2 separate regions of the Homo sapiens genome follow, and region 2 is linked to region 1. Evidence: read pairs that join two places in POLR2A ChIA-PET (ENCODE). Cell type or tissue: OCI-LY7. All regions are shown on one strand. Each heading gives the region's core, and the rest is flanking DNA. Links, peaks and the distances in the headings are about the cores only.

What was found. Peaks named below come from ENCODE experiments on the same cell type or tissue, not always from the same donor. Only the 100,000 strongest peaks of a DNase experiment are listed, where the experiment ranks them.
Region 2: POLR2A ChIA-PET joins it to region 1 with 6 read pairs; 15 of 35 experiments call an interaction of 5 or more read pairs at or near these places.

The regions. Positions count from the first base shown.
Region 1 is chr21:33,271,231-33,279,230 of GRCh38, reverse strand. IFNAR2-IL10RB (IFNAR2-IL10RB readthrough) reads right to left here. Exons shown (of 13, transcript NM_001414505.1): 9 at 2,478-2,635. It overlaps IL10RB (interleukin 10 receptor subunit beta), which reads right to left. Exons shown (of 7, transcript NM_000628.5): 3 at 2,478-2,635. Among named protein-coding and RNA genes, the nearest start is that of IL10RB, 8.9 kb to the right of the region's middle. In OCI-LY7, for the core only: no CTCF peak of the experiment used is centred there; no DNase peak of the experiment used is centred there.
Region 2 is chr21:33,368,808-33,379,547 of GRCh38, reverse strand. No RefSeq gene overlaps it. Among named protein-coding and RNA genes, the nearest start is that of IFNGR2, 29 kb to the left of the region's middle. In OCI-LY7, for the core only: a CTCF peak has its summit at 4,707 (motif pointing right); DNase peaks (open chromatin) are centred at 4,127, 4,737, 4,977, 5,297 and 2 weaker places; H3K4me3 peaks cover 2,254 bases; H3K27ac peaks cover 4,509 bases.

The DNA of each region.
Region 1 (8,000 bases), core at 1-8,000:
GCTCCTTCACTTCATATGGGTCTCTGCTCAAATGCTACTTCCTCAGAGAGACTGTATCTTACCATTCTATGTAGAAGTGCAGCTCCCATTACTTTCTGTCCTATTGCCTTGCTTCAGTCTTCTTAAGAACCATAGTCACTACCTGTCATGTAATATGTATCTATTTATTTATTATCTGTATTCCTGATTAGCACATATATGCTCCATGAGGTATTTTGTCTCGTTCATTGTTGTAGCTTCAGTGCTCAGAATGCAGCTGTTACACAGATGTACTCAATAATAACTATAGAATGATTCATAAATGGTTCCAGGCAATCATGGTGTTTGAGTTATGTCCTGTATTCTTCTTTGGCTGCTGTTACTTTTTCAGGGCTGTTAATGGACCTGCTTCCATCATTCTAAAGTGCTCGTCTGAAAACCAGACAAGAAAACTTGTTGGAATACTTTGCCAAAGCAAGTATAAATAGGTTATGCATGATGCCTGGAAACACTTTCCTATCACTAAAATACATAGACTTCAAGAGGCAAATCTCCAATATTGGGTAGTAGTTGCTAAGAGCACAGAAGCAAGAGCCTGGGTCTGAATCCTTGCTCAGCCACTCATGACCTGTATGACTTTTTGACAAGCTGCTTAACCGTGTTGTACCTAGGCTCTAAAGGGAACTTCCATGGATGGGAGCTAACAGGATTTGGGACAAGTTAGGACCTGGTAAGCCAGTTAGCAATTATAGGAGCAAAAACTTGTACTTTTAACTATTGTGAAACTTACTTTTCTGTTCATCTTTCCTTTGTTTTTGTAAAGGTACCATTAGAAAATATAATCTAACTTTGATAATTTATGATTCCAAAAGTAAGACGTTTTTACCCAGGCTTGGGATGGAATTGGGAAAGGGAAGAAAGGCATCCTAGCATCATTCTCTACCAGGGAGGATGTAACTGTAGGGGTCATGGGGGTCCAGAGCAGGGACCGGCATAAAGACCACTCCCCATATAGAGACACTTCTTTTTTTGAGATAAGACTTCACTCTGGTCACCCAGGCTGCTGGAGTGCAGTGGTGTGATAATGGCTCACTGCAGCCTTGACTTCCCAGGCTCAGATGACTCTCCCACCTCAGCCTCCCAAGTAGCTGGGACTACAAGCACACTCCACCATGCCTGGCTAATTTTTTTTTTTTTTTTTTTTTGGTATTTTTTTTGTTTTTTGTAGAGACAGGGTTTCACCATGTTGCCCAGGCTGGTCTTAAATTCCTGGGCTCAAGGACAAGTGTGGTGGTTCATGTCTGTAATCCCAGCACTTTGGGAGGCTGAGGCAGGTGGATCACTTAAGGTCAGGAGTTCAAGACCAGCCTGGCCAACATGGTGAGACCCCGTCTCTACTAAAAATACAAAAAAATTTAGCTGGGCATAGTGACAGGCACTTGAAGTCCCAGCTACTCAGGAGGCTGAGGCACGAGAATCATTTGAACCCTGGAGGCAGTTTGCAGTGATCTGAGATCGCGCCACTGCACTTCAGCCTGGGTGTCAGAGTGAGACTTTGTCTCAAAAAAAAAAAAAAAAAAAAAGAAAGAAAGAAAGAAAAAAAGAAAATTCCTGGGCTCAAGTGATCCACCACCTCAGCCTCCCAAAGTGTTGGGATCATAGACGTGAGCCACCATGCCTAGCCAGAGACAATTCTTTTAGTGCTTTTCTCTATGTGAGTTTTGAAGGGCTGTATGTGAATTTTGTGAATTAGGTTCTTTTAACCTCTAATCTTCTTTACTCTCTCAATTGCTAATATATGGTTTAATTAGTTTTCAATTCCTGATATTCTAAATATGCTCATCTCATATTTAGGGGACTCTGGTGGTCACCATGACCCTCCAAATCTAACCTGGGAACAATATTTTTTTTTTTTTTGAGACCAAGTCTCACTCTATTGCCCAGGCTGGAGTGCAGTGGCGTGATCTCGGCTCACTGCAATCTCCACCTAACCTGGGAACAATTTTTGATGCTGACCAACCAGTCTGACCCAACCCACCTGCCATCAGCCCTATCCCTCCCTCTGTCCTTCGCTCTGGGCAAGCCGGCTGTCCGCATCATATTTTCCATCTCTACATCTGCCTTCATTCTTTTGCCTATCACGTTATGTTTCTTTGTTTAAGTCATAATTCCATACTGACTTTCTCCCAGAAAATTCACCACAAGAATCCTTCCAGAACTTCTCCTCAACAGCACGGGCCCCAACATAGTCACATCCTTGAGGCACTGAAGGTGTTAGATTTATATTTAATTGTTGCATTGATGATATGCCTATCTTTTTCTGTCTCTCCCATGAATTCTTTAGGGATACAACTCTCTTTATTATATTCCTTAAGCTCCTTGTGCAAGGCCATCCATTTGTGGGCCCTCAAAGAATTCTTGTTGATGGACCAACCAATGTGGAAAAAAACAAGGCAAGATGATGACATTACAAAAAAAGGGAAAACAAAATGGCTTACTGTCATCCACAGGACAGAAGGTGATGTTTACCCAGTCTGAATGCTCATCTGCAAATTCAGCCCTGACTCTCAAGGTGTGGTCACCATACTTGGAAAGACTTGAGAAATCACATTCCGTCAAGGTAGTATTCATGCATTTATCTTGGAATATCCTATAACTACACAATCAAAAAGATAGGTCAATCAGGAGAGTTCTGGCTTCAGTCTCCCTGAGGCTGACTGGTACTTAATTTGGAGGGGGGGGCGGCGCGGGAGTGGAAACTGTGTTAAACATAGAAATACGTGTCTTCAAAACAGAACTTCTCAGAGACTTGAACATCTTAATGACTACGTGCCTCTCCAAGGGGTTGAGTATTCAGCATACTTGACCAAGAAAGCTTGCTTCCTTGATTACGTATTTTTGAAAACAGGGGCATGTGATTTATGAGACATTGATTTACAAAAATTTACCAAAATAAAGATATTACAATGATTTTCAATAAAGTCATGTGCTGCATAATGACATTTCGGTAGATGACAGACCACATATACAACGTTGATGCCCTAAGATAATGATACTGTATTTTTACTGTACCTTTTCTATGTTTAAATACATTTAGATGTAGACATACCTCATTTTATTGTGATTTGCTTTACTGTACTTCACAGATATTGCATTTTACAAATCGAAGGTCTGCAGCAACCCTGCATTGAGCAAGTCTATTGGTGCCATTTTTCCAACAGCACATGCTCACTTCATGTCTTTATGTCACATTTTGGTAATTCTCGCAATATTTCAAAACTTTTCATCATGATTATATGTGTTATGGTGATCTGTGATCAGTGATCTTTGATGTTACTGTTGTAATTGTTTTGGGGTACCATGAACCACACCTATATAAGACAGTGAAATTAATCAATAGATGTTGTGAGTGTTCTGACTTCTCCACCCACTGTCCACTCTCCTGCCTCTCTCCTTCTCCTCGGGCATCCCTATTCCAAAAGCTGCAAAGGATTAAGCTTAGTGAGGAAGGCATATTGCAGGCCACAACAGGCCCCTTGGGCCAAACAGTTAGCCAAGTTGTGAATGCAAAGGAAAAGTTGTTGAAGGAAATTTAAAGTGCTACTCCAGTGAACACATTAATAATAAGAAAGTAAAACAGCCTTATTGAAAATATGCAGAAAGTCTCAGTGGTCTGGATAGAAGATCAAACCAGCCACACCATTCCCTTAAGCCAAAGTCTAATCCACAGCAAGACCCTAACACTCCAATTCTGTGAAGGCTTAAAGAGGTGAGGAAACTGCAGAAGAAAAGTTGGGGCTGGGTGTGGTGGCTCACGCCTGTAATCCCAGCACTTTGTGAGTCTGAGGTGGGCGGATCATCAGGTCAGGAGTTCAAGACCAGCCTGACCAACATGGTGAAACCCCACCTCTACTAAAAATACAAAAAAATTAGCCGGGCATGGTGGCATGCACCTGTAATCTCAGCTACTCAGGAGGTTGAGGCAGGAGAATCACTTGAACCCGGGAGGCAGAGGTTGCAATAAGCCGAGATTGTGTCACTGTATTCCAGCTTGGGCAACAGAGCGAGACTCCATCTCAAAAAAAAAAAAAAAAAAAAAGAAAAGTTGGAAGTTAGCAGAGGTTGGTTCATAAGGTTTAAGGACAGAAGCCATCTCCATAATATAAAAGTGCAAGGTGAAGCAGCAAGTGCCCATGTAGAAGCTGCAGCAAGTTATCCAGAAGATCTAGCTAAAATCTAGCTAAAATGATGAAGGTGGATACTCTAAACAACAGATTTTTAATGTAGATGAAACAACCTTCTATTAAGATGTCATCTAGGACTTTCATAGTTACAGAGGAGAAGTCAATGCCTGGCTTCAAAGCTTCAAAGAACAGGCTGACTCTTGTTAAGGGCTAATGTAGCTGGTGACTTTAAGTTGAAGCCAACACTGGATTACCATTTTGAAAATCAGAGAGCTCTTAAGAATTATGCCAAATCTACTCTGCCTGTGCTCTACAAATGGAGCAACAAAGCCTGGAGGACGGCACATCTGTTTACAGCATGGTTTACTGAATATTTTAAGCCCAGTATTAAGACCTACTGCTCAGGATAAAAAGTTTTCTCTCAAAATATTACCTCTCATTGACAATGTACCTGGTTCCCCAAGAACTCTGATGGAGATTTAAAAGGAAATTAATGCTGTTTTCATGCCTGCTAACACAACATCCATTCTGTAGCCCATGGGTCAAGGAGTTATTTCGACTTTCAAATCTTATTATTTAAGAAATATATTTTGAAGCTGGGCACAGTGGCTCATGCCTGTAATCTGAGCACTTTGGGAGGCCAAGGCGGGCAAATCACTTGAGGTCAGGAGTTCGAGACCAGCCTGGCCAACATGGTGAAACCCTGACTTTACTAAAAAAAAAATACAAAAATTAGCCTGGTGTGGTGTCACTACTTGGGAAGCTGAGGCAGGAGAATCACTTGAACCTGGGAGGTGGAGGCAGCAGTGATCTGAGATCATACCACTGCACTTCAGCCTGGGCAACAGAGTGAGACTCCATCTTAAAAAATAAAATAAAATGAAATAAAATAAAATAAAGAAATATATTTTGTAAAGTTATAGCTGCCATAGATAGTGATTTCTCTGATGGATCTGGGCAAGGTAAATTGAAAACCTCCCAGAAAGGATTCACCATTCAAAATGCCATTAAGAACACTGGTGATTCATAGGAGGAGGTCAAAATATAACATTAACAGGGGTTTGGAAGAAGCTGATTCCAACCCTCATAGATGACTTTAAGGGGTTCAAGACTTCAGTGGAGGAAGTAACTGCAGATGTGGTGAAAACAGCAAGATAACTAGAATTAGAAGCGGAACCCGAAGATGCGACTGAATTGCTCCAATCTCATGATAAAAGTTGAACAGATGAAGAGTTGTTTCTAATGAGTGAGCAAAGAAAGTGGTTTCTTGAGATGGAATTTATTCCTGGTGAAGATGCTATGAACATTGTTGAAATGACAACAAAGGATTTAGAATATTACATAAACTTAGTTGATAGCAGGGTTTGAAAGGATTCCAATTTTGAAAGAAGTTCTTCTGTGAGTAAAATGCTACCGAACAGCATCTCATGCTACAGAGAAATCTGTCATGAAAGGAAGAGTTAGTTGATGCAGCAGACTTCATTGTCATCTTATTTCAAGAAATTGTCACAGTCACTGCAACTCAGCAACCACTACCCTGATCAGTCAGCAGCCATCCATATCAAGGCAAGATGCTCCACGAGCAAAAGGATTATGACTTGCTGAAGGCTCTGATGATTGCTACCATTTTTCCGCAAGTAAATATTTTAAAATTAAGCTGTGCACATTTTTTTAGACATAACGCTATCACACACTTAATGGACTACAGTATAAACATAATTTTTAGATGCACCGGGAAACAAAAAAATTCATGTGACTCACTCTATTGTGGTTTTAGCTTTATTGTGTTAGTCTGGAACCAAAACTGCCTTATCTCTGTGATATGCCTGTATACAAATACCATTGTGTTACGATTGCCTACAGCACTCAGTACAGTAACATGCTGTACAGGTTTACAGCCTGGGGCAATAGGCTAAACCACATAGCCTAGGTGTATACGAGGCTACACCATCTAGGTTTGTGCAAGTACACTGCATGACGTTCACACAGCAAAACTGTCTAATGATGCATTTCTCAGAATCTACCCCAGTTGTTAAGTGACCCGTGACTGTCCTGTCCTATAAATGACTATCATTGCAATTACTCTGGAAAAATTATAAAACAATTCATCAGTCTCAGTCAGAACACCAGCCCCGACAGCAACCGCTAAAGGGAACATGACAGAAAGTGAAGTGGAAGAAAAGAGATGACATTTGGACATGCCTGTTGGATGCTAGGGAAATACAATCTCCTGAATCTAAGCTCGCAACAGCCAAGGAGGTGTAATTGGCTCCACGTGATCAAAGGAAGCCCAGGCTCTCATCCTGCAAAAAGTGAGGAGCTGGCCCGGCTCAGTGGCTCACGCCTATAATCCCAGCACTCTGGGAGGCCGAGGCAGAGGATCACTTGAGCCCAGGAGTTTGAGAACAGCCTGGACAACGTGGTGAGTCCTTGTCTCTACAAAAAATAAAAAAATTATTTGGGTATGGTGGCATGCGCCTGTAGTCCCAGCTACTCAGTAGGCTAAGGAGGGAAGCTCGCTTGAGCCTGGGAGGTGGAGGCTGCAGTGAGACGTGATTGCACCACTGCACTCCAGCCTGGGCAACAGAGTGACACTGTCTCAAAAAATTTAATTTAATTTAATTTAAAAATTTATAAAATAAAATAAAAAAGTGAGGAGCTATCTGATTGGTCCCCCAAGACATCTTCTGGTGCCAAAACCAATTTGGTTGCTCCCAGAAGTGATGATGAAAGTGATGGTGATAAAAATAACAACAGCCAACATTTATTAAGTACACAGGGGTCAGGCGTGGAGAGCCTAAGAAATCTGCCCAACTGAACTCAGATCTGTTTGACTTCATAGTCTAAGGTAGCACATCACATCTCACAGCATTCTTAGTGATACCTAGAAAAATCCCTTGCAAAAAGTAGATAGAGATCATTGGGATCATGCTATTTTTTCACTTAATATACCACAAATATTTGTCAATCAACCATTTCTTCACGGCTGCTTAACATCCCATCATTTGGAAAATCCAGCGGTCATTTCATTAAGGGGGTTTTCTCACATGTGGCCATATTTTTTTTCCTCCCTACCTTCTTTCTTCCCTTCCGCCTTCCTTCTTTCCAACTCAAGTCCAGCTAATTAAAAAAAAAAATTGTAGAGACAAGAGGCTGCTATGTTGCCCAGGCTGGTCTTGAACTCCTGGCCTCAAATGATTATCCTACCTTGGCCCCCCAAAGTACTGGGATTACTGGCCCATTTCCTTCTTTTAAACTAATGCATCAATTGTCCAGCATGTGCAGTATTTCAAAAGTTGTTTTGCAATAACATCTTTTTCACTAGGTTTTTTTTTTTTTTGAGATGGAGTCTCACTCTGTCACCCAGGCTGGAGTGCAATGGTGCAATCTCAGCTTGCTGCAATCTCTGCCTCCTGGGTTCAAGTGATTCTCCTGCCTCAGCCTTCTGAGTAGCTGGGACTACAGGTATGCACCACCATACCCGGCTAATTTTGTATTTTTAGTAAAGATGGGGTTTTGCCATGTTGGTAAGGCTGGTCTCGAACTCCTGATCTCAGGTGATCCACCCACCTCGGCCTCCCAAAGTGCTGGGATTACGGGCATGAGCCACCGCGCCTGGCCTTCACTAGGTTATTTTTATTGCATGTACAAATACTTCTCCCCGCATTAAATAGGTAATATGACCCATTCCTCATATTTACATCTAATTGTTTTGGATGTTTTTATATTAAAATCACCAGTACATCCTCTGAAGTGCCCCCGGCTCTGGACGCCCTGCCCCAATGCACGCAAACAACAGAGAGTTTGTGCTGTGCAATTGCTCATGCTAAACTCTAA
Region 2 (10,740 bases), core at 1,194-9,193, 99 kb before region 1:
TGCAGTGAGCCGAGATCACGCCATTTGCACTCTAGCCTGGGCGACAGCGTGAGACTCCATCTCAAAAAAAAAAAAAAAAAGTAACATATCAATTACATGTTAACAGAAACCACATATTTTTCATGAAAAATATATTTTCCAAAACAAAAAAGTATTCTTTGATAAAATTGCTCAAAAAAAAGAAAGAAAAAGAAAGTGGGCCCCTAAAACACTGCTCATAATCGCCCCCAAAAGTGGCAACAAGCCAAATGTCCATCAACTTATAACTAGATACAAAGCACGCGACATATCCAAATGGTGGAAATTATTTGGCAATAAAGAAAAGAAGCACTGATACACGCTTCGACATGGACCAACCTCAAAAATGTGATGCTGAGTGAAAGAAGCCAGTCACAAAGGTCATGTATTGTATGATCCTCTTTATGTAAAATTTCCAAAATGGGCGTATTCATAGAGACAGAAAGTACATTAATGGATGCCAGGGGCTGGCAGGAGGGGAGACGGGGAGTGACTTTTAACGGGTACGGGACATCCAGCTCACAGATGCTCTGCTTAATTTGGAGGTCACACATTCCTCCAGCATTCTCCAGAGTTTTGCCATTTAATTTTGATTTATGTATTTTGAGACAGAGTTTCGTTCTTGTCGCCCAGGCTGGAGTGCAGCGGTGCGATCTTGGCTCAGTACAACCTCTGCCTCCTGGGTTCAAGCGATTCTCCTGCCTCAGCCTCCCAAGTAGCTGGGATTACAAGCATATGCCACCATGCCCGGCTAACTTTTTGTATTTTTAGTAGAGATAGGGTTTCACCATGTTGGTCAGGCTGGTCACAAACTCCTGACCTTAAGTGATCTGCCCGCCTCGGCCTCCCAAAGTGCTGGGAATACAGGCGTGAGCAACCGCGCCCGGCCAAAATTGCTATTCTTTAAAAAGAGATTTTAAAACATCTCTTTAGTTTCTGTCCTAATAGAAGGAAGCTGGGTTTTTACATCTGCTCTGCTCTGCACGGGTGCAATATCACATATGCAGCCGCTAGAAAATCCCATTGCATATCCCACTGAAAGAATGATAGTGAAAAAGACAATTCATCTCTTGGTTGGTTATGAAAACAGTTTTGACCTTGCATCCCCTCTGAAAGGAGTTCTGGATACTTTGAGAACTACTGTTCTAAAACACTTAGATGCAATTAAAAGCTTTGCCATGGCCGGGCATGGTGGCTCATGCCTGTAATCGCAGCACTTTGGGAGGCCGAGGTGGGAGGGTCACCTGAGGCCAGGAGTTCAAGACCAGCCTGGCCAATATGGCGGAACCCCGTCTTTACTAAAAGTACACAAACTAGCCGGGTGTGGTGGCGCACCTGTAATTACAGCTACTCAGGAGGCTGAGGCTCTAAATCGCTTGAATCTGGGAGGCACAGGTTGCAGTGAGCCAGGATGGTGCTACTGCACTCCAGCCTGGGCAACAGAGCACGACTTTGTCTCAAAACAAACAAATAAACAAGACAGCTTTGCCAGTATCCATGAGCTTGGGAAAGTGACTGGATACATGTCAAATGTATGCAAATAAATTGCTTTGCCATATACCAACATCTCTGGAATGTCCCAGGCTCCACACAGCGTGTGTGTATACTGTATCGCCTTTATAGAGAATCTCAAATCTCAACAATCCAGTTGTCCCTTAGCTATGTTGCTGGAAGTCCAGGCTTTGGCTTTTGAAAGGCTCCTTCTCTTCCGCCATTTCTTCAAAGGGCTCCTGGGTGGGGAGAGAAGAGCAGATGGGAAGCCTAGGCAGCAAAGCAGGGCTCACACATATCCTCAGAAATGCACCTGCTGCAAGCAGCCCTACTGTTGGCTGTGCCCTGCCTTCTCTGCTATGTTGCTGTTGGCTATGCCTTCTCTGTGCTGCTGACACTGCTGCTGACTGCTCCGGCTCTTTTGCCAGGTCTTTCAGACAGAGTCCCCACAGTTCTTTCAGCACTGCCTGCTTAGTCCCATCGCTCCTGGGCACTGGAGAAGCAAGTGAATGATAGAGGTTGGGCCAAGGGGTAATTAGGTGGAGAATGTTCTTACAGTCTACAAATTCTGCCACCCTTTCTATCGCCAGCCAGCATCTGCATTCATGAGACATTCGTCAAAAGGGGCTGAGTTTTCTCTTCCTCCAGTTAAGATCCCTTGCAAGAAGGGAGCTGTACAGATGGGTTTCTGGACCTCATGTGAGTCAAGAGGTGACTGGTCATCTGTGTCTGTCAATTCTCACAGTCCAGGGACTTTCAGGGCACCATATTCAGAGCAGGTGAGCACACAGTGGCTAACTATGAGTCTCATTTCATACCTGTCAAAATGCTGCGGTGACTGTGGTCACTGCCATGAGGATGGGAAATTTTTAAGAGCATGGAAAAAAAAATCCCAGAAAAACTGGCAAATTGGAGAAAGTAGAGAAGGTGGCTGTGCTAGATAGAAAGGAGAGTAAATAAGGAAAAGGGCAGGTTGAGCACAGTGTGATTGCTGGGAGAAAATGAGGGACCGAGAGGTGAGCGGTGCCCACCTCTGGAAGGTTTTGTTTGTCCCCTACATGGGATGAGTGGCGCTGGAGGAAGACAAGGTGGGAAGGAAGCTCCCTCCTCCAGGTGCCTCCGGAAGCCCAGTGCTGATGTCGCTGAACACGAAGGGAGAGTGTCACTGTCACGGCACCAGTGGCTTCTTTGTGGCTAAATCCAAAGGGTGCATTTTAGCTCTTTCCTTCCAAAAGCAGTTGATATTTTCAGTGTCATTCAAATTTATAAGAAAAAAACTTATTACCTTTTAAAAAGATCATTATTAATTATTATTATTATTATTATTATTATTATTTGAGACAGGGTCTCACTCTGTCACCCAGGCTGGAGTGCAGTGGCGCAGTCTTGGTTCACTGCATCCTCTGCCTTCTAGGTTCAAGCCATTCTCATGCCTCAGCCTCCCAAGTAGCTGGGATTACAGGTACCCGCCACCATGCCTGGATAATTTTTGTAATTTTAGGAGAGCTGGTATTTCACCATGTTCGACAGGCTGGTCTTGAATTCCTGACCTCAGATGATCCACCCGCCTCGGCCTCCCAAAGAGTTGGGATTACAGGCATGAGCCACCGCAGTCGGCCAAAAATTATTTTTAAAAGATTATTTTAAAAATATTATTTTCTTGTGTCTACTCAGGATTTTGTCTGTAATACTAATTTTCAAGTGTCTCCCGATTTTATCCTACTTATAATTGCATACTATCAAGTGTAGTTGTGTCTCAGCCCCGGAATTTTCTGTTTAAATATTCTTCCTGAAATAGAATGTTTTTACATAATCAACAGCTCATTTATTGCCCAATTAAAAAAACAGCCTTATCTAGGTATAATTTACATGCCACAAACTCATCCATCTTAAATGTATACATCAATAATTCTTATTAACTTCAGAGTTATATAAATACTACCACAATCTAGTTTTAGAAAAATTTTTGTTTAACTTTTTGAAAACACCTTAAATGAAATTAGCATTAGAGAAAAAAATATGTCTATTTTAAAAACCCTGAAATTTGAACTTTTTTTTTTTTTTTTTTTGAGATGGAGTCTTGCTCTGTTTCCCAGACTGGAGTGCAGTGGCACGATCTCAGCTCACTGCAACCTCTGTCTCCTGGGTTTAAGCGATTCTGCTGCCTCACCCTCCCTAATTTTTGTATTTTTAGAAGAGATGGGGTTTCGCCATGTTGGCCAGGCTGGTTTTGAACTCCTGATCTCAGGTGATCCACCCACCTCAGCCTCCCAAAGTGTTGGAATTACAGGCGTGAGCCATCTTGCCCAGCCTGAACATATTTTTTAAATGGTGTGTTTTTTTCTTTCAATGACACTAGCTTAAACTAAGCCATTTGAACTCTTATTTTAATGGATCAACTATTTGATCATTTATTTAACATCATGTGATAGTTAATGTTATGTGTCAATTTCACTAGGTTATGCTACCCAGGCATTCGGTCAGACATTATTCTAGATGTTTCTGTGAAGATGCTTTTTAGATGTGTCCTAATTTTCTGAATGGTGGCTTGGACCAGGGTAGTAGCAGTGGAAGTGGTAAAAGTGGTCAGAGTGGAGGTATTTTGGTAGCATGGGTGCGATTTCCTGACAGATAGAATGCGGGTCATGAGAAAGGCAGGAGTCAGGGGTGGCATAAGGTTTTTGACCTTAGCGACTGGAAGGAAGGAGTGGCTACTTATGTTGATGGGAAAAGACTGAAGAGTGGGACGGTTTGATTTGGTTTAAAATCAGCATCAGCACCTCCCATTTTATAATGGAGGACTTGTGTGTGTGTGTGAAGGAAAATGTGTCTTGGTTGAGTGCAGTGGCTCATGCCTGTAATCCCAGCACTTTGGGAAGCTGAGACAGGAGGATCACTTGAGCCCAGGAGTTCAAGACCAATCTGGGCAACATAGCAAGACCTTGCCTCTATTGAAAAAAAAAAAAAGTGACTGAAGCACATGACCCTAGAATCATCTAGATAATACTGCAACTATGAACTGCGCTAGAAGCTGCATGCTCATCATTTCTCTTTACAATGTCCCTGTGATACCGATGTGAGCATGAGCATGCCAAGTTTATGTTTATTACTATAATTATTATATAATACTTACCAAGCACTTCTTGGGGTTTTAGGTACAGAGACCTAAAGTTATTTGCCCAAAGTCACACGGCCAGTAGGTGGCAGGGCTGGAATTCAAATTGGGTTACTGTACCCTGGAGTCCCTATCCCTTCAAGACATTGTTTTGTGCCTAATTGCGAATCTGAACTTTGTACAACCTCCAAAAGAAATACTTGATAATAATTCTGAATCATCCATTTCCACACTCTAGGGGGGTGAACTAAGTAATTTTTTTCATATTGCAACTGTTTGCTTTTAAGTTCTACAAATAGAAAAAATAAGCATTTCCCTATTGAAGAGGAAGTGTAACTGGACACTACATGCTTTGCTTAGTCAAGGGGAAAATTTAATATAAAAACCACTATACATTTGAGGAAGTGGGTCAAGAGGCTGAAAGGCCAACAAAGAATCAGAGAAATGTATGCTTCTCCATAATAATTGTTTACAGTTGAAGGAAAGTCCCAAAAGCAGTATACATCCCAAATTTCTACTTTGTCCAAGTCAAAGATCCTTGAACCTGGCAATGAGTAGATGTGCACCTTATAGGGCATACAATACACTCACACAGTTTGTAGGATGAACAAATATACTCGGTCTTCTTTCTTTCAACTTCCTTTCCCTGAAGTGACAAGCAGCAACAGAACTAGGAAGACCCAGCTTTGCTTCATGTATTTATTCTTGATGATTATTGTCATAAAGATGTGAGTTTCAGGAAGTAGATACCAGCCAAACTGGTACAGAGCTGGTTACAGAAGGCAGCTTTTGGGTATAATCCCAGTTTAATTTTAGAGGAAAACACGTGCAACACAAATGCTTTATTTTACCAACTTGTTTTCCATGCAGTTATGATTTTAATGAAATCAAATAAACTCTTCTTGCTCAGGGTGAATATATACTTGAACTTCATAAATAATCATTTCAGATGAATTCTCCCAGTTTCGAAGAAACTGGTCATCTGGTAGCAGAGCCTGCTTACTATTCCCCAAGGGGTCTGCTCACCACACTGGCACCTCCTGCCTTTTGCTTGTCTCTCTACTGGTTCAGCCAACTCTGGGCATAAATCCCTCCCTTCATTTTCCAAAGAGATAGTGGTGACAAGATTACAGCTTTAATGTGACTTCCCTGAAGGTTTATGGGTAAAGGAAGGGAATTCCTACCCAGGCAGTCACTTGTTAATGCTGCCATGCTGGGGCCATGCTTGGAACCCACAGGAATGAACTCAGGGCCTTGAAGGGCCTCCTGTCTGCTAAGGAGCCAGGCCAACCTCTTCAGAATCACAGTGCCCTCAGGCAAATCTCTCACCCTGGTAGATGCCCACGCACCTTGAGATCAGAGGGAGGGAGAGGTGCCTCCCTGAATCAGGGATTATGGATTCCTTCAAGTCTTCATTTCCTGGCCTGAAGTTCATTTCATTTGCTTCCCAGGAGGGCTGAGGCTCACTCTCGTTGTTTTTTTTTTTTTTCGGAGTCTCACTCTATTAGCAGGCTGGAGTGCAGTGGCGCGATCTCGGCTCACTGCAGCCTCCGCCTCTCAGATTCAAGCAATTCTCCTGCCTCAGGCTCCCGAGTAGCTGGAACTACAGGTGCGCACCACCGCGCCCAGCTAATTTTTGTATTTTTAGTAGAGACGGGGTTTCACCATGTTGGCCAGGCTGGTCTTGATCTCTTGACCTCATGATCTGCCCGCCTCAGCCTCCCAAAGTGCTGGGATTACAGGCGTGAGCCACGGCGCCCGCCCATTCTCATTTCTTTTTTTTTTTTTTGAGACGGAGTCTCGCTGTGCCTCCCAGGTTGGAGTGCAGTGGCGCGATCTCGGCTCACTGCAAGCTCCGCCTCCCAGGTTCATGCCATTCTCCTGCCTCAGCCTCCCAAGTAGCTGGGACTACAGGCGCCCACCACCATGCCCGGGTAATTTTTTGTATTTTTAGTAGAAACGGGGTTTCACCGTGTTAGCCAAGATGGTCTCGATCTCCTGACCTCGTGATCCGCCCGTCTCGGCCTCCCAAAGTGCTGGGATTACAGGCCCATTCTCATTTCTTTTAGGAGCAACCTCTCTACTCCACCCACAAGGTGAGGCCTGGCCCCAGGGTTCCCCAAAAACAATCCTACCGCACCCGCGCACCTGGGCGGTGCCCTCTGGAGCCAGTCCAATGGTCTCCTTCAGCATTAAGTGAGGGCATGGGTGTCTTGCTACAGACCTGGGGGCTGCTGGCCTCTCTGCAGTGACAAATGCTACATCCCATGCTCATACCTTCCCAAGTAGAAGCAATCACTTTTAGTAGCAGAAAAATTGAAATACGTCTCTCAAAGTAACAAAGTCAAGTGTATGCACACTTTGGCCAGGCGCGGTGGCTCACGCCTGTAATCCCAGCACTTTGGGAGGCTGAGATGGGTGGATCACGAGGTCAGGAGATCGAGACCATCCTGGCTAACATGGTGAAACCCCGTCTCTATGAAAAAAATACAAAAAAAAATTAGTTGGGCGTGGTGGTGAGCGCCTGTGGTCCCAGCTACTTGGGAGGCTGACGCAGGAGAATGGCGTGAACCCGGGAAGAGGAGCTTGCAGTGAGCCGAGATTGCGCCACTGCACTCCAGCCTGGGCAACAGAGTGAGACTCCATCTCAAAAAAAAAAAAAAAAAAAAAAGAGTATGCACAATTTTAGGGGTTTCTGGTGATTTTCCAGAAGTGTGGACACAGATGTGTCTAAGGCATAGTCTCTCCACCTGGTCACTGTTGACGTTTTGGGCCAGATGATACTTGGGTGGGGAAAAAGGGACTGTTCTGTGCATGTACCCACTAGATGCCAGTAGCACCTACCCCCACCCTCCAGTTGTGACAACCGAAAATGTCTCCAGACAATGCGAAATTCCTCTGGGGGTAAAACTGCCACCACTGCTTTAATGCAATTAATTTGCAATCTCTCAGCTTCCATAAGTGCTTTTGCCTACAATTCATCTTCAGGGCCCACGTTTTGAGGTTCTTTTCCACCTTCCCTTCCACAATCACCCTTCCTTTACTTCATAAAGAAAAGCATGCTCCTCTCTCCCACCCTTGGACTCTCACTAGGATGACCTGGGTGTGAAAATCTCTGGGGCACAAGCTAAGAGACAACTCAGTTGAGAAACAGAATGATTCCAGTGACTGGGTGACAAGCCCTTTAAGAAGGCTGGCACTTATTAATATTTGCTTACAAAAATAATGTAAGTAGGAACTACTCAAATTGCCTGCTGACCAATCAATCATTGTACAAATTTTTGAAGGTTTTATTATGGGAAATTTTATATGTTCCTGAAATTAGAGAGAAGTATAATGAGCCACTCAGCTGAGTTCCCAACACTCAGCTTCGATTAGCAACATGAAAATCAGGATTTTAAACATTTATGATGACTGTTATGGTGACGAAGGGAAAACTTCCTCTTCACCCTCTGAGGTTTTGCTGAAAAATCAGTGGACAAAAGGCTGATAAAGGCTGGGCCTGGTGGCTCACACCTATAATCCCAGCACTTTGGGAGGCTGAGATGGGTGGATCGCTTGAACCCAGGAATTTGAGACCAGCCTGACCAACGTGGCGAAACCCTGTCTCTACTAAAAATAGAAAAACTAGACAGGTGTGGTGGGGCGTGCCTATAATCCCAGCTATTTGGGAGGCTGAGGCATGAGAATCACTTGAAATCACTTGAACCTGGGAAGTGGAAGCTGCAGTGAGCCGAGATCATGCCACTGCACTCCAGCCTGGGCAACAGAGTGAGACTCCATCTCAGAAAAAAAAAAAAAGGGCAGATTAAAAGGATAAAAGGCATTCAAATGTATTAACGTGCACACAGGAGAACCCCAGAGTGATGACCCCAACTCCCCAGTGGGGCTCAGTAGCTTCCATGCCTTCCTGAGTGTACAGACAGAATGGGGACTTGAATCATGGCAAAACAGGTATGGGAGGGGGAGAAGATGAGGTCTGGTTAGCAAAGGTGGTCTTGTTAGAAAGTTTACAGATAGCAGTGCTCAGAGAGAATAGGTGATGAATGCTTTTCGGACCTTTAAAGATGTCTGACTCTCAGTTAATCTTTCCTGGATAGGACAAGGGAGGGCCTGAGAGGAAGCCTGGTTGCATCCGTGCAGATTTTCTCGACAGATGCAAATCTCCCTGACAAAAGACAGCGTTTTAGTTGCTCTTGTATTTCTAGCCCTTCTGAATCACCATCTTGAACTATGTCAAGGAAATATATTTTGGGGTGAAATATTTTGGTTTTCTTCACTATGGAAAGTTTCAGACTTGTACAGAAATAGACTAGGGTTATGAACCTCTCTGTGCCTGTCACCTAGTATATTAGGTTTCTGTTGCTGTGCAACAAATTCCTACACACTTAGCAGCTTAGAACAATATTCATGGATTAGCTCACACCCTGTGGTCAGAAGTCCAGCATGGCTAGGCTCTCTGCTCAGCATATTGTAAGGTTGAAGTCAAGGTGTCGGCTGGGCTGTGTTCTCATCTGAAGGCTCTGTGGGGGAGAATTCTTGAAGTCTGCTCCTGTTGGCAGAATTCCATTCCTTGCGGCTGCAGGACCTAGGACCCTGTTTCCATGCTGACTGCCCACAGTGGCTGCCCCAGCTGCTACCAGCCACTTGCATCCCATGCACTGTGGCTCCCTCCACCTTAAAGCCATCAGCAGCCTGTTGAATCCCTGTGCTTTGAATTGCTGTCTGGGAGGAGCCAGAGAAAACTCTGCTTTTGGAGGGCTCATGTGATTTAGGTCAGGCCCACCAGAATACTCCTCTCCCCGGCTAGCGGTCAACTGTGCCAAAGAAGCTAGTTACAGGAGTAAAATCTATTGCCAGACAGTACTGGGGATGATACAGGGTGTTTATATCAGAGGTAGGGACCTTGGGGACCATCTTTGAATTCTACCTATCACACTCAGCTTTAAGAATTATCCATTCACGGCTAGTTTTGTTTCAACTTGTACAGGATGAGTTCCCTGGAAGCAGGCTCTGAGATCCAGGTTAGCTTGCAGGAAGTTGAATAGGGAGTGCTCCCAGGATCAAATCTGTGCAAGGGAGAGAAGGAAGCAGGGCTGGGAAGAGTGAGTTCTAGGGGATGGACCTGGGAGCTGACCCAGTGGGGCAAGCCCTGATGGAGAAGACACTGGATGTGGGCTGTCACAGACAAGGGCTCAGCACAGGCTGGTACTCCTCAGTGAGGTGCTTCTTGAAGATACTGACAGAGCCAGGCTGTCTCTTGGCAATGCTTCAGCAGGTGGGGGAATAAGGCCTTCCCTTGTGCACAGTGCATTACACCCATTGCACTGCCCTGCATTTCTGTACCTTTCCTCCAGTGTTCATTTGAAGTAAATTTCAAATATTATCTTACTTCATCTATAAACATTTCAGACGCATCTTATTTAAAGCACAAGATACCATAATATTATTAGCTGGCACAAAATAAGTTAGTAATTCATATTACAAAAATTGTGGGAGGTGCAGTGGCTCAGGCCTATTGTCCTGGCACATAATCACATAATGAGGTGAGGTCAGGTGTTCGAGACCAGCCTGGGCAACATAGGAAGCCCTCATCTATGTGACAAATGAAAACAAAAAAAATTTAGCTGGGCATGGTGGCTCATGCCTGTAATCCCAGCACTCTGGGAGGCTGAGGTGGGTGGATCACCTGAGGTCAGGAGTTCAAGACCAGCCTGGCCAACATGACAAAACTCTGTCTCTACTAAAAATACAAAATTAGACAGGTGTGGTGGTGTGCACCTGTAGTCCCAGCTACTCTGGAGGCTGAGGCAGGAGAATCCTTTGAGCCCGGGAGGTGAAGTTTGCAGTGAGCTGAAATTGCACCATTGCACTCCAGCCTGGGCAACAGAGCAAGACTCCGTATCCAAAAAAAAAAAAAAAAAATTGTTGGTGTTAAAAGTTTTAATTGTCTTGACACAGGATTTTTCTCTACCACTTTGCCAAGCAGGGACCTCCATGGCTGGGGACACACACCCCCACTCCCAACCTCACCTGGGCTTTGCTCAGCCCCAGGCCTGCTGCTGGAGACATCCTGACCACTCAGCCCCACCTGCATTATGGCTTGTACCCAGTTC